Regions from separate parts of the Homo sapiens genome. Here region 2 is linked to region 1. Evidence: chromatin loops called from intact Hi-C (ENCODE). Cell type or tissue: OCI-LY7. All regions are shown on one strand. Links, peaks and the distances in the headings refer to the core of each region. The heading gives the core; the rest is flanking DNA.

Region 1 (7,920 bases), core at 1,986-6,985:
TATAAGGGCACTAGTCTCATCCATGGGGGCTTCACCCTCATAATTTATTACCTCCCAAAGGCCCTACCTCCTAATGCCATCACCTTAGGGGTGAGGATTTCAACATACGAATTTTGAGAGGACATGCACATTCAGACCACAGCAGTGGGAGAGGCAAGGCTGGACCGTATGTGCTTGGAGTTCTTGGTGAGGGCCTGCTGATGCTTACGTAAGGATGATAGCACCATGGGATTTGCTTGAAAAGAAAATAATCTGTTGGTTCTTTAGTGGGTGGAGATGTCAGGAAATGCCCTCAGTTAGGGCATATATTCATAGAAATGCCCTGACTTTTATGCCACTGCTGAAAAATATTTCCAATAGAGAAACCTGTGAAGATTTCATGAGATAATATCTGAAAGTAAGCAGAGGCACTTAGCAGAAGGTGCTATCTAAGCTCAAGATATAAGTGGTCTCACATGTTATTTTTCTGTGAAAGGAGTCTCACTTCAAAATAATGCAATACACTGTATAATGGTCATGTAGCACAGAAATAAATAGGGATCCTGGTGCTATCTCCTCTGCATAGTTAAGGTAGAACAAATCTCACTCAGTAGTTGCATTGGTGTTGGCAGTGGAGATAGGGTGGTGGTGGCAGCTTCAGTTGGGACTGGTGCAGATGCAAGGAACCCTCATGGGTGCTCCTGTCAGGCTACATCTGGGCCTGGCTATACATGTGCCTAGCTATACAGGCAGACAGTACAACTGCAGTTGCTGAAGGATTCCAAGGCCCACAGACCAGGGCAGGCCAAATGTCAGGGGCTTCTCCCTTCCTTCCCATGATCTTGAACTTTGTGATTGAATTTTTTCCCTCTTTTCTTGAGGGAGATCTGCATTCTGTTGACCTGTGAGTAACTTGTCATTACTGTAGTCTTCTCATTAAATTCTATCAACACAAATGACTGAGATATATTTATTTTATTATTTCCTAAGCCCAACACACATGCTGAGTGGTTCGTAAAATTAAAATGAACTCTTTCCTCCTGACTGAATGTTTGCATGTTTATAGGGTGCTTTGCTTTAAGAAAATCCAGTATGGGTAATTCTGAAATTGCAAAAACAGGTGCTTAAGGGATGAATTATTTGTTTTGCAGAAGGAGCTATCTCTGAGTTAGAGAGTATGTGTTCAGCTGTGTGATGGAAATTTTTGCTTTACCAAAATTTCATGTACATATGTTTCACATGTGAGTGCTCCATAAATATTAATATTTAGATGATGCTATAACTCCAGCTCTGAAACAGCATCAGGTACAAAATAAGTGCTCAGGAAATAATATTTGTTGAATGAGTGCATCTTTCTCTGAGTGCCAGACCTATATTCTTAGCTATTTATTAGAAATCTCTACCTTGATATCCTGCAGCAACCTGAAAATTTATGTACACATGATCTTATTTCTTTTCCTTACAGAGCATGTTTCCTTCTCTGTGAACAGTATACATAGAGTTTTGGGGACGTTGGACAGCCTGTGTTCAAATCCTGGCTCCCCCTTATACTAATTGGTGACCTTAGGCTATTCACTAAATTTCTCCTTGCCTCATTTTCCTCACCTGTAAAACAACTATAATAATAGTACCTAAATTATAGGGTAGTCTTGAAGGTTAAATAAGGATTAGCATGGATCTGAATATAATAGCACACAGTAAAAGTTAGCTACTATTATCTCCTATTTTAGCCAAGTGCTCTTCTGACTAAGTTAAACTTTGTTGTTAAGTTTACCATCTACTTTTTCTCTCCAGATCCAATGTGACTTTATCGCTCCCTGCATTTTGTTCATCCTAATACTTCCATAGTCCAAAAATCTCAATTCGCTTGACCTTTTAACACAACATCTGAAGACCAAGCTGTTCTTTCTAAGCTCTGCTTATTCTCCTCACCATGGCTTGGGGGTCCACCTTCCTTAGTACAGCAATCTAAGCCTTTGATGAACTGCTTCTGACTCCAAACCCACACTTCCATTCCATCATTAGCCATTCCTTGCCACTCCCAGTCGCCATGCTCTACCCATACTGGACTCCTTACGGCTTCCAGAAAACATCATAGACTTCCACCTCTCTTTGGCTTTCTTGCCTCTCTCTGGGATCCTCTCACCTGTCTTGTCTCACCAATACCATCTAGGTGTAGGTTTCCTTGATACAGTCACAGTTCTGTGGAAATAACTGCTCCTTCATAGGTAACCCGTGAAACTTGATACTTAACTCAGTTATAGCACCTGTCACTTGGTATTAATCACAGGTATTTGTTTACTTGCCCTCTCCACCTTCTTCTCTCCTCCCACTAGATATCAACTCCTTGAGGGCAGGAACCATGGATTGTAAGATCTTTGTCTATTTTCTGTGTCACTAGGGCCTACCTAATGCATAATCACAGTTCAATAATTTTTTTTTATTTTTCCCATTATGACATATTCTCATGTCCGCTAAAAAACCTCCACAGGAATACGTGACTTAGGATGTGACAATTTCCTGTACTTTCTGCATCTAGCACTAACTCATTGAAAGGTTTATGTACATTATTTCAGACATTTGCAAAATGTTTAAAATGAGATGTGAGCAAATAATGATGCTGACACTCTATCAAAACCACAGATTTTTTTTAAAATAAGAGAAGTAAACATACTGCATTGGATGAAAGCAAACTACATTTCTGTTTTAAAGAAAATGTAGAAAAATTTGCTTCTATAAAGAAGCAGTACTGTTATTGTATAATACCTTCTGCTTTTACAGGATGCTTCCCCATCATAATTTCCCTTTTTGCTTGAAAAAGGAAACTATGAATGCATAAAGATGGTGAGGAGAGTAATTTCTCTTTTGAACCTAAGGGAAAAGCACATGCATCTACCAAACTTCCATTTAGCTTTGAAGGCAGAATGATTTTTCACTTGGAATCCAACAGAATTTCAAAGATGTTCGGCACTGGTGCGCCTCTTGGAGTGGTGCAAAGGCAAGCATAAATCTGACAGATCTGAGGGCTGCACGCATGCATTTCACAGGGCGCAGTGTGTAGGGGCTGGGCGGGTCCTCTGCCTGGCCTGGGGGTGAGGGCCATCTGGTCTCTTTTATCCCTCAGTGCTGGCTTAAAGGCTGTCTTTCTGATAATGTTCCCTCCTTCCTGCTCTTTACAATGCTGAAATGAGCATCTTATTTTTCACTTGTTCTCGCTTTCCTTAATTGTCTCCTTGGGATCTTGTAAACTCATTTTAGTGTCTGGCCCATAGCTGTTTAAAGGCACACGTTTTAACCGGATAGTTTATATTTTCTTTTCTTTTTTATCTGAGTTTATTTTTCTTCAAAACTACCTTGGATGGTCTGCCAGAGTCAGAGATGCTCCTTGGAGGCTTGGAGACTCTCAAAGGAATTAGTCCAAAGTGGCCCAGACTCCATGGATTAACTTTAAGCCATCCTGCATGGGCTGCCCTGCTGAAGCCAGCGCAGTTTCACAGGCTGGGACAGCAGCCGGACTTCCTGTTTGAGTTTAGAAATCTCCGCCTGATCCCCCTCCTCCCCACTCCCTTCCTCTCGAGGTCCCTCCTTCTATCCACCAATAAAACAAAGAAACCTGAGAAATTATCTCAGAAAGAAGAGACTTCTCAGGCCTTGATTGTCACACTGGCCTGGAGCCAAGCCAGAGCCTGCCTCAAAAATGGACCCAGGAGGCAAGCTACTGGAAGGCAGTCAAACACCCCCAAAAAGTGAGGTCATATGGCATCACCCCCATTGACCACATCTCATTTGCTCTGCTTTCCTTTTATTTTAAAGGAAAAATTAAAAGTCTTCTAAGACATTGTCTAGGCTGGTAATAAAACTCTAGAATGCTTTGTTCATATATATAACAAAATTGAGAGCAAATGTGTGTGTACATGTAAGTGTGTGTGTCTGTATGTGTAAGCGTGTTACAATCTGGCTAGTAAAATGATCTCAGATTGAAGATACCCTCAAATACTGAGGATGATGCTTATAATTTTCTAACATGCTTTAATATTTTTACTACTCATGTATATATGTATCCACAAACAGTATTATATACTGTTTAGTATGCTGCAAATTTTTATAAATAACACCTCATTGCATGTGTCAAATATTTCATAAATAGAATCACAAAAGCAGAATGAAGGAGCTGGTATGTCAGCATTCTGCTTATGTGTTTTTCTGATTATGATAGTCTCATGAGAAGAGGATTTTATGCATTCTCACTTGAAATACAGCAGATGCCAACCATGAAGGGAATGAAGGTGCTAATTTATAATTTTTTTAAAAATTGTGCAAAAAGAAAGTGAAAAGAATATAAGTGCGAGCTTAGCAATAAAAGGAGTAGTAAAAACACCCACAATATGGGGGGTGGGTGTGGAGTCCTTTCGTCTGTAACCAAGGAGGTCTGTAAGAAACCACGGAAGTCTCTACTAATTTGAAATTCCACCAGCTGAGAAATAAAACACTGCTGGGTTATTGAAGAAAGGTCTTGGCACCTTATGCACGGGAAATGAAACTTTTCGTTTTGCAAGTGGCTTGTAGATTGGTTATTTAACCACCACCCATCCCCCCAGTTTTTCAAAGGCTGAAGAACAGGCTGGAGTTAGAGATGTGGTTTGCATAGATTGCCTCGCTGACAGCACTAGATCACCAGTGAAAGATTAATTAACCAAATTGAAGGCAGCAAAGAAATAAGGTTTTAGCAAATGACAAAGCCATTAATGGAGCAATGTTTCCTTCCACTTTAGCTAAGCTCTCCGTTTTTAATTAGCATTAGGATGTTTTAACCGCAGCTATTTAGGAGGAGGCTCTTTCTCATGTCAGGTGTTGCATCCCGGAGTCAGAGCTGGTGAGAGAAGATAAAATCCGACACATCCACCTTAAGTTGGAATTTTCAGGAGTGTCCTCATGGCTCCCTGCCCTTCCCTGCACTCACAGCCTTGAAAGCTGGGGCCCTGACTTGGGAACAGCTGTCTTCTCCCATTGGACCACTACAGTCAGTTGCTGATTTGGAGGACAATTCTGAACATATGAAGCACATTACTGGAGCCAAAGCTCTGGATTTCCTCGTTTGCAGTTGATTGATAGGAAGCATTCAACCTTGGATGTGATAAAATCAACCCACTAACCCAGTAATGCATCGAGTAGGAAGTCTTTCCTCTTTAGTTAGCTATTTTAAGTGGCGAGTGTTTCTTTAGCCCTATTTCTCAGGACTCCACAAGCCTTTGTAATTTACAAGTCTTCTTCTACCTAAATGGTCAGAATGCATGCTTTTATTTTATGGACTGGTAGACTGAGGCAAAGGAGTGTTTTAGTCAAGTTAATGTTGGGGACTGTGGGGGGCAGGAAAAAGAATGTCAAATCTCCTGTGGCTTGGCCAGCGGCTGCCAGAATATTGGGCCAGCACCTGCTGGCGCGTTAGTCCATAGGATGGGCATGGTGGAGAGGATGATCAAAACAGGAGATGCTTTCGGTGAATGAGGCTGGCAGGTCATTAGAATTTCAAGAAGATTCTAGAGGAGAATGAAAAGGTGAACTTTAAAAGTGGTGGCAGCTAGATTTGCTTTAGAGAGGAATAGGCATTGGTGGAAGTGAAACAAGGTGGCGATTGATGTTGCAGCCATGTTTTTTAGAAGCTGTAATACTGTCTTGCATCTCTGCTCCTCCTGCTCCTTCAGCTTGGCTAACTCCGGGTTGATCATCTTCCCAGGTTTGGCTTGCACCCCCAACCTCCTCCCACTCCTCTCTACTCAGCCTTAGGCTGGGATTACTCGCTTATGGTCCCTTTAGCACTGTGGCACACCCCTCTCCTAGGACAGATGGCAATTTATCTTTATTTTCTCTCAAGGCTGTAAGCTTCTTGAGGACAGAGATCATGTAATCATCCTTGCATCCTTTGACCTATTTATTAAACAACTATTTTGTACCAGGTACTATGATGAAGGCTTGATAATTAATTCTCACAACAGCCCAATTAAGTAATACTCTCATAGTCTGTATGCTGAGAGGTCTAGGCATAGAGGGATTAAAATCACCTTCAAAAAGTCACACAACTAGTGGATGGTGAGGTACAGATGGAGACATAAGCGATGACCTCAGAGCCATCATTATGCTACATGCTTCCCTAGTGGACCCTCAACAAATACCTGCTGAATTGAACTGGTAATTTGTATTGTGCTTATTTTATTGCACACAGTAGGTGCTTAATTATTTGACTTCAGAACTCATTCAGATTAAAACTTTCATATAAGTCTATGGGAGTAATTTCTTTTGGGTCCTAATATGGTGAATGTAAGAAAACTTCAGTGTTAACACCAGGTGAGCACTGGATGCGTGTCTTTGCAGGTGTTGATAGATTCTGAAGACACGTGGTTTCATTGGTAAAGGTACCTACCTTGTATTATTTCATATCACATCTTCATTACTGTAATTTAAAACAGAATGAGAAATGCTTTCTTCCAGGAGGAGAGTGGATCTGAGGGAGGAGATGAGGAAAGAGAAAGCATCTTCTTATGAAGTTAAGACTCCTGAAACTGTGCCTCAATTCATCTGCGTGTGGTAGAGAATCTATTGATGCAGTAGCCTTTCAGGGGCAGAGACTCTGTAACTGGTTATGAGAGACCTTCCCAGGTGCAGAAGGGGCTGGTGAAAGTATTATGGTCACATTGATCAATCGATGTCCATTTGTACTCTAGGTAACCTCTTCTTAGAAGCCCTCTTCCTGGAATTTTCCTCCCCTTTGCTCACCCTAAATGCAGTACTTCTCTAGCCTTAGGGCCTCAAAACCCCCCTGAAATGACCAACCTCATAGTCATTTCAGTTCCTAGTCATTTAAAACCCCGCTACAATCTGTGAAAGAAAGGAACCTGAGTGCCAATCTTAGAGTTCAAAAAAGTTCTACTCCCATTAATACATCCAAGTTAAAAAGGAAGCTGCTTAGTTTGGCCCCAAGCCAGTTTGCCTTCACCCCCTACTTCTTACTCTTGACTTTTAACAAGGGAAACACCCTGAGTCAAATCCCACAGCGTGATGCTTGGGAATGAGACTGAAATTGAGAGAAGAGTCTTGAGCTTTCATGAGGTTCCAAGTTCATTTATATATTTCCTCCAACACTCAGCACTTAGCCTTAGGGCCAGCTTCCTTGGGTTCCCTTTGTGTGTATCCTCATGGTCCTGAGTTACAACCCATGGGATTAAGTTCTCATCTAGGCAGGCTCCTTTGAAGATGGAAAAACAAATAGGTGAATTAAGAGAATATTTACATATCTCATAGCATCTTCTGCCCAGGTAGGGTGGCTGCTCTGCTCTCTCTCCTCCACCTCTCTTTCCCTGCCTTCTTGAAAAGGACAGTGCCTCACCTACCCACCAGGCCCCAGAGACATGTGAATAACAGTAGGGGAGAGGGAGACACATCAGTTCATGGGCCAGAAGGGATCAAGTTCTCTCTCACCTCTCCTGAAATGCTTAGCCTAGTCTCTACTGCTAAGCTTCCCGGATGGTTACCACTAGACAGGGTAACCCTTTCCTAACCCATTCATGGGCAAATTGAAATACCTAACACCCTCTTCCAGTTCACAGCTGGTTCGAATCAACTCCGTGACAAAAAAAAAAAAAAGCCAGAAGGCAAGGAAACTCAAGCATTTTCATACCATATCTCTTTTTCTTTGACAATAGAAGCAGCTGGTATTGAGACTTACTATGTGCTACTATGTGTTAAGCATGGGGATAGTTTTCTCACAAATATTATTCCATGTAAAGCTCTGTTTTACATACAGTTCAGGTATCTAAAGTTCAGAGAGATTAAGTAACTTGCCCAAGTCTTATGATGGATCCTGGGTCTCTTTATTCCTAAATTCAAGCTCTTCTCATGTACTCCTTTCCAAGCTATCTGCTACCAATATTGCCCTTAGACCTGGGC
Region 2 (7,920 bases), core at 974-5,973, 180 kb after region 1:
CAGCATAGTGCCGTTTCTATAAAATGTAAAAAGAAGATCATAAGGCAACTGAACTGTATTACTTACAGATGTATACATAGGTGACGAAAATAAAAGAAACTAATTATTACCATAGATATCAGGATAGTGGCTACCTTCGGAGGGAAAGAGAATTGTGATCTTTAAAGGATGCCTGGATGGTTTTGGGGTGCCAGCAATGTTCTGTTTGTTGACCTGCATTGTAATTATACAAGTATTTGCTTTAGGACAATTTGTTAAACTGTACATATAAGTTTATACACTTTCTGTTTGCATGTTTATAGTTTATAATAAAAATATTTTTTAAATAGCCAATTATATATGGTATTATCTTATAAGTGCTGTCACGGGAAGATTACTGAAAGACCAATTGATACTAAAGCAGTACTTTATGGAAAATTTAAATCAATATAGGAGGCGAAAATTTACATTTGATAAAAATGTCTTAAAAGCTAATAAAACGATGTAATTCTGTGCATATGAAAGCATCCCTTACTAAGTTCAGCAAAGTGTGTAGAGTTGAATTTACATAATTTTAATGTAATGTTTTCAATCAAACATTTTGGTGGTTGCTTGGATAAGGGAGAAGAAAAAGTCAAGGATAACAGGCTTATCAAAGTAAACGTATGTTGGGATCATTGCTGGAGTAGGAAAAACAAGAGTAGTTTTGGGAGGTGAAAAGAGGATGAGTATAGTTTGGAACATTTTGAGTTTCTTGCACTCTTGGGATATCCAATGGAGATGTCTAATCAGCTGTTATATTTGTAGGTTTGATGCATCAGTGAAAGCTGTGAACTGGAAATAAAGAACTAGGAGTCATCAGAATAAACATGAAAAATTGAAACCAGAAAAATGAGTAGGGCCATGAGAAGATGAACAGGCTGACAGCAGGATCAGTTCATTTTCAAAACTTGTCCATATTAGTATGAGAAAGAGCATGGCCATTGCTACCTCCTTTCAGCCCTAATTTGGGCAGACAGTTGAAACAAATCCCCTATATTTTAGGGTCATGACACTTCCACGGAGACATCATCCAGCACCCCCAAGCAAGAGCAACTCCCAGGGAATACCACTGAATCACTTTATTTCCAATTTATGGCAATATAAGCATCCCCAAAACATTTATTGAGAGACTTAGCTTGAATGTTACCAGTTGTTCAGGAGGCAAGAGTTTTAGAGTTTTGTTTAAGGCGGGGTTTTCAGTGTGGAGGCTTGATTAGGATTGGGTAACAATCATAATATGTTAGGATCTGTGAACCCAACAAGGCAGATTTAGAGCCAAGAGGTTCAAAGAGGTACAATAATTGGGTGAAAATTGTAGTCAGAATGGCTATTATTAAAAAGTCAAGAAGGCTAGGTGCGGTGGCTCACACCTGTAATTCCGGCACTTTGGGAGGCCAAGGCAGGTGGATTACGAGGTCAGGAGTTCACAACCAGCCTGGCCAAGATGGTGAAACCCCGTCTCTACTAAAAATACAGAAAATTATCCAGGCGTGGTGTTGGGCGCCTGTAATCCCAGCTACTCAGGAGATGGAGGCAGATAATTGCTTGAACCCAGGAGGCGGAGGCTGCAGTGAGCCAAGATTGCACCACTGCACTCCAGCCTGGGTGACAGAGCGAGACTCCGTCTCCAAAAAAAAAAAAAAAAAAAAAAAGAGTCAAAAAATAACAGATGTTGGTGAGGTTGCAGAGAAAAAGGAATGCTTATGCACTGTTGGTGGGAATGTAAATTAGTTCAGCCACTGTGGAAAGCAGTTTGAAAATTTCTCAAAGAATTTAGAGCCACCATTTGACCCAGAAATCCCATTACTGGGTATATACCCAAAGGAAAATAGATAGTTACACCAAACAGACACATATGCTGATATATTCATTGCCACACTATTCACAATAGCAAAGACATGGAATCAACCTAGGTGCCCATCAGTGGTGGATTGGATAAAGAAAATGTGGTACATATACACTGTGGAGTTCTACGCAGCCATAAAAAGGAATGTAATGATGTCCTTTGCAGCAACATGGATAAAGCTGGAGGCCATAAACCTGACCGAATTAATGCAGGAACAGAAAACAAAATACTGCATGTTCTCACTTACAAGTGGGAGCTAAACATTGAGTACACCTGGACACAAACATGGGAACAATAGATACTGTGGACTACTAGATGGGAGAAGGAGAGAGAGTGTGAGTAGAAAACCTACCTATTGGGTACTGTGCTCCTTACCTGGGAGCATACCCATGTAAGAAACCTGCACATGTACACCCTGTATCTAAAATAAAAGTTGAAAAAAATTTAAAAATCAGACATAGAATTAAAATAACACAGGAGGATATGGTCACCACAGAATATGAAGACCAAGTCTTCTTATCGTCCTAAGGGCCTTACTTTATTTTAGCCCCATCCTGTCACTAGTGTTTGATGCAAGCATCCTGGGACATCATGAAGAGTTCAAATTATGTTTAAAATATCATGTAATAGTTCTCTGAAACCCTTTTTTGGAAGTTTAATGGAATGCATTATAACTAAGTAAACACTGTTTAAGAAGGCAAAGAAATGAATAATATATTTGACAAAGATTTTAAAACCTGTTAAAATCTAAAATAACATCTGTTTAATAAAAAGAAACCTTTGATATATAAAAAATACCATCTAGAACAAATTGTTTCCTGAGACTTCAAAACTGTAAACATTTTCCTGTTATCACTTTTATTATTGATATGTTTCAGGTGAGTGTGTTAAATGGGTTGGAATTATGTGAATGATTTCCTTAATGTCTTCTTTTCCTTGCATGTGGGGACCTAGATCACTCCAAACAATTAGCCTTTGAGGTCAATTCAACAGAAACAAGTCATTACCTGTTGCTTTTAATAAGAGTTTAACAAGCTTTTAGAAATCTGGGGACTCAGAAACAGTGCTTAAGTCATTTTGCTGAGGGGAGGTAGTGAGTGAGTGTGGGCTATTTTTATTTCCAAAACTATATTTCTTTACAAAGGATTCACTCCTAGTAGCCCTTTTTAAGCTGGGCAACTTCCCTGAACTAAAATACCATTTAATTAATACCCATGTTCCATAAATTTTTTATGCTTCCATTGTGCAAAGAAAGATAAATATGTCATAAAGCTGGGCTGTGCAGATGGACAGAATTCTCTTAAAGTAGGTCCTTAAAAAGTGGAATATGGATATAGACACAGAGTGAGACAGTCAAGTGTCAAAAGAAATCTGTCGGCTTTTTAGCAGTTGAATAATTCAGAAGATGTGCATTAAGCCAACTTCTTAATTTCCCGTTTCCCCCCTTTCTAATTCTTTCCTTTTCATCCTGTGATCTTTCTTCTCTCTCCCTCAAAGCTATTTGTTGCAGAGATGCCCTGGAAAGCAGGTGGTCTTCCTTATATGACAGCATCTGCTGCTCAGAATGAGAGCCTGAAGATCTAAAGGCAAAGGAAATGAAACCGCAGTGCTATAAATGCCTTTTTAAAAATAGCCTTGTTTTTTATTATTTTTTGTTGAATCAACTGGAACATTTTTATTGTTCACAATAAAGCAAATTGTCTAAAGGCAATGATCCTCCTCCCTTTATATTTCTGATACTAGGGTTTGTTTTATTCCCAGTCATTTACTGGATCAGGTTTCTTCCCTAAGATCTTACAAATGATGTGGGTGGCTGCAAACCCTCTGAAGGTTTTCTAAAGCCATTTGTTAATAATATCCTCTCAGCATTGACTCCAGCCTTTATAGTTGTGATTGTTAGTGAAGCTTCAAGGGCACAGTGGTGTGTTTTTATCCTTCCAGCCCTTGGGGAGAAAAGAATTCCCGGGAGGACTTTTGGCTGGCTTATTATCATCCAGAAACAAGAAATCAGAAAGCCTAAGCTAAAAGGCTGAACATGTTTTTAAACTATCTAAACATGATTGGACAGTGTGGCATATGTAATAAAAAGGAACAGGGGTTCAGGGTTCATATGGACCTGAATTTAAATCCCATATCTGCTACTTACCAAATGTGTAACACTGGTCACTTAAGATTTTAAGCCTTAGATTCTTACCTGTATATAGGTATAATGTATAATATTAGCTATTTTACAGGCAAAAAAGATTTTTGAACCCCAGTTTCTTGTAGGTATAACAATGTAGGTTATAACAATGCCCATGTCACAGTGTTGCTGGAAGTATTAAATAAAAGTACCTAATAGTGCTTGTCATGTGGGCCCTTGAGAAACGTTAGCTTCCTGTGAGGGTCACCTCCCCTTTCTCTCTCCATTCCTCTGTCCAGTCCACATCAAAATCCACAGGCATTTACAGGATATTGGGACTGGCATTTTTACTCTGTCCTCTGCCTTTTATGGGGAAAGTCTGGATGAGATGGGAACCTGTCCCAGCCTGTTGTGCTGTTGCAGTGAACTTTGATTCACAAGTGAGACCCTTTGTCTTGTCTGGGAGACTGCTGGAAGCAGGGTCTATCTCAGACCCCACTCTTACGCAGAGAGGAAGTGGGGCCACTCGGTTTGGCAGAAGACATTTCCTCTTTGAACCCCTGCCCAATCTGTCCTTTTCTGGTTTTCCCCAGAGCTATGAAATGTGATAGTGAGCTGTAGGATTCGTTGTTTTAGGACCATGAAACAAATGTTTGGGGTTTGAGAATACAAACACATGTCTCCAGCAGCTCATCGGTTGGATACCAGTTCTGGAATCACACAGATTGCCAGTAATGAAGGTTGTTTGCTCACATTTTGTTCTCACTACTCACTTTCACCTGCCTGTCCCTCCTCTTCTCCTCTAGGCTGGTATCACTTCCCTGCCCCAGGGTGACTGGCAGGCACATCAACTGTCATTCCAGTGGGATTCTCACACTGGGCTCTTTGGATGCATTGAACAGTTCCATGAAACATGTCTTCATGGATTCATATGCATATTGTATGCCTTTTATTCTCTTTAATCTCCTGGCTCTTCCTGATTTCTGCTTTCAGCTTCAGCGGTGGGTGCTTGAGATGTCAGTTGGCCAAGAAAGGTAGCCCCCATCTAAATACCTAATGCAGTAAAGGACAATTATCAAATCCATCAGTTGTGATCCTGTTTACATTTCCAATGGGAAAGTCAGAGAAATAACTGATTTGAAGAGCATAATTAAGTGCTACAATAAAAGTAAGCACAGTAGCCTGTGTAAATAACAACCTCATCTAAATTTTTTTCTTGGCTTTTTTTTCCCTTAAAAATTTAAACAAAAAATGTACAGCTTTATTGGGCAATAATTTATTTACCGTAAATTATAATTCAATAATTTTAAGTAAATTTATAAAGATGTGCAAACCCCAAGCACAATCTGATTTTAGAACATTTCCATTTTAGAACTTTTCCCTGAGTTCCTCACAAATCTGTTTGCAATGAATACCCACTCACACACTCCCAGCCCCAGCAACCATTGATCTACTCTCTGTCTTTATAAATATGCATTTTTGTGCATTTCCTATAAATGGAATCATACAGTATGTATCCTTGTGGATCTCACTTTTTTTTCGTTTACCATATTTTTGAGGTCCATCCATATTTTAACATGTATCAGTGTTTGCATTCCTTTCAATTGCTGACAAATATTCCACTATATGGATATACCACATTTATTCATTTATCAGATTGTTAGACACTTGGGTTATTTCTAGTTTGGGGCTATTATGGTAATGCTGCTATGAATACTTATGTTCAAATCTTTGTGCATATGTTTTTATTTCTCAGGTAGATTCTTAAGAGTAGAATGGCTGGGTTATTTGGTAAGTTTACGTGTAACTTTTTAAGAAACTGCTAAGCTGTTTTGGGTAGTGGATGTACCATTTTACATTTCCACAAGTAATTGATAAGGATACCATTTTTTCACATACCATTTTAGTTGATATGCATTGGTAACTCCCTGTAGTTTTAGTTTCCTTAATAACTAATGATGTCAAGCACTTTTAAATGTGCTTGTTAGCCATTCACATGTTATTTTGCTCATTTTCTAATTGGGTTGTGTTTCTACTATTGAGCTTTATGAGTTATTTTTATATTCTAGATACAAGTCTTTTATTTTTATTTTTTTATTATTATACTTTAAGTTTTAGGGTACATGTGCACAATGTGCAGGTTAGTTACATATGTATACATGTGCCATGCTGATGCGCTGCACCCACTAACTCGTCATCTTGGATTAGGTATATCTCCCAATGCCATCCCTCCCCCCTCCCCCCACCCCACAACAGTCCCCAGAGTGTGATGTTCCCCTTCCTGTGTCCATGTGTTCTCATTGTTCAATTCCCACCTATGAGTGACAATATGCAGTGTTTGGTTTTTTGTTCTTGCAATAGTTTACTGAGAATGATGATTTCCGATTTCATCCACGTCCCTACAAAGGACATGAACTCATCATTTTTGATGGCTGCCTAGTATTCCATGGTGTATATGTGCCACATTTTCTTAATCCAGTCTATCATTGTTGGACATTTGGGTGGGTTCCAAGTCTTTGCTATCGTGAATAGTGCCACAATAAACATACGTGTGCATGTGTCTTTATAGCAGCATGATTTATAGTCCTTTGGGTATATACCCAGTAATGGGATGGCTGTGTCAAATGGTATTTCTAGTTCTAGATCCCTGAGGAATCGCCACACTGACTTCCACAATGGTTGAACTAGTTTACAGTCCCACCAACAGTGTAAAAGTGTTCCTATTTCTCCATATCCTCTCCAGCAGCTGTTGTTTCCTGACTTTTTAATGATCGTCATTCTAACTGGTGTGAGATGGTATCTCATTGTGGTTTTGATTTGCATTTCTCTGATGGCCAGTGATGGTGAGCATATTTTCATGTGTTTTTTGGCTGCATAAATGTCTTCTTTTGAGAAGTGTCTGTTCATGTCCTTCACCCACTTTTTGATGGGGTTGTTTGCTTTTTTCTTGTAAATTTGTTTGAGTTCATTGTAGATTCTGGATATTAGCCCTTTGTCAGATGAGTAGGTTGTGAAAATTTTCTCCCATTTTGTAGGTTGCCTGTTCACTCTGATGGTAGTTTCTTTTGCTGTGCAGAAGCTCTTTAGTTTAATGAGATCCCATTTGTCAATTTTGGCTTTTGTTGCCATTGCTTTTGGTGTTTTAGACAAGAAGTCCTTGCCCATGCCTATGTCCTGAATGGTAATGCCTAGGTTTTCTTCTAGGGTTTTTATGGTTTTAGGTCTAACGTTTAAGTCTTTAATCCATCTTGAATTGATTTTTGTATAAGGTGTAAGGAAGGAATCCAGTTTCAGCTTTCTCCATATGGCTAGCCAGTTTTCCCAGCACCATTTATTAATAGGGAATCCTTTCCCCATTGCTTGTTTTTCTCAGGTTTGTCAAAGATCAGATAGTTGTAGATACGCGGCATTATTTCTGAGGGCTCTGTTCTGTTCCATTTATCTATATCTCTGTTTTGGTACCTTTACCATGCTGTTTTGGTTACTAAGTCTTTTATTTTTATTTATTGTTTCGAGAGAAGGTCTTTCTCTGTCACGCAGGCTAAGGTGCAGTGGCACAATCATAGCTCACTGCTACCTTGGACTTTTGGGCTCAAGTGATCCTCCCACTTCAGCTCCCATATTAGCTAAGACTACAGGCATGTGCCACCACGCCTGGGTATTTTCTTTTTCTTTTTGGAGAGATGCTGTGTTTCCCAGGCTGGTGTTGAACTCCTGGCCTCAAGCAATCCTCCTGCCTTAGCCTCCCAAAGCACTGGGATTACAGGTGTGAGCCAGCATGCTCAGGCTAGATACAAGGCTTTTATCAGATATATGATTTGCAAATATTTTCATCCACTCCGTGGGTTGCCCTTTCATTTCCTTAATGGTGTCTTCTGAAGCACTCTTAATTTTTGTAAAGTCCCGTTTACCAGGTATTTTTTTTTTAATG

The links. Peaks named below come from ENCODE experiments on the same cell type or tissue, not always from the same donor. Only the 100,000 strongest peaks of a DNase experiment are listed, where the experiment ranks them.
Region 2: it touches region 1 in a loop (1.8-fold over the local background); 1 of 110 quality-filtered maps calls a loop at or near these places.

The regions. Positions count from the first base shown.
Region 1 is chr9:20,239,575-20,247,494 of GRCh38, reverse strand. It overlaps a transcript of SLC24A2 not described here. Among named protein-coding and RNA genes, the nearest start is that of MIR4473, 170 kb to the left of the region's middle. In OCI-LY7, for the core only: no CTCF peak of the experiment used is centred there; a DNase peak (open chromatin) is centred at 4,534; H3K4me3 peaks cover 1,726 bases; H3K27ac peaks cover 1,621 bases.
Region 2 is chr9:20,061,811-20,069,730 of GRCh38, reverse strand. It overlaps a transcript of SLC24A2 not described here. Among named protein-coding and RNA genes, the nearest start is that of SLC24A2, 280 kb to the right of the region's middle. In OCI-LY7, for the core only: no CTCF peak of the experiment used is centred there; a DNase peak (open chromatin) is centred at 3,420; H3K4me3 peaks cover 1,475 bases; H3K27ac peaks cover 2,211 bases.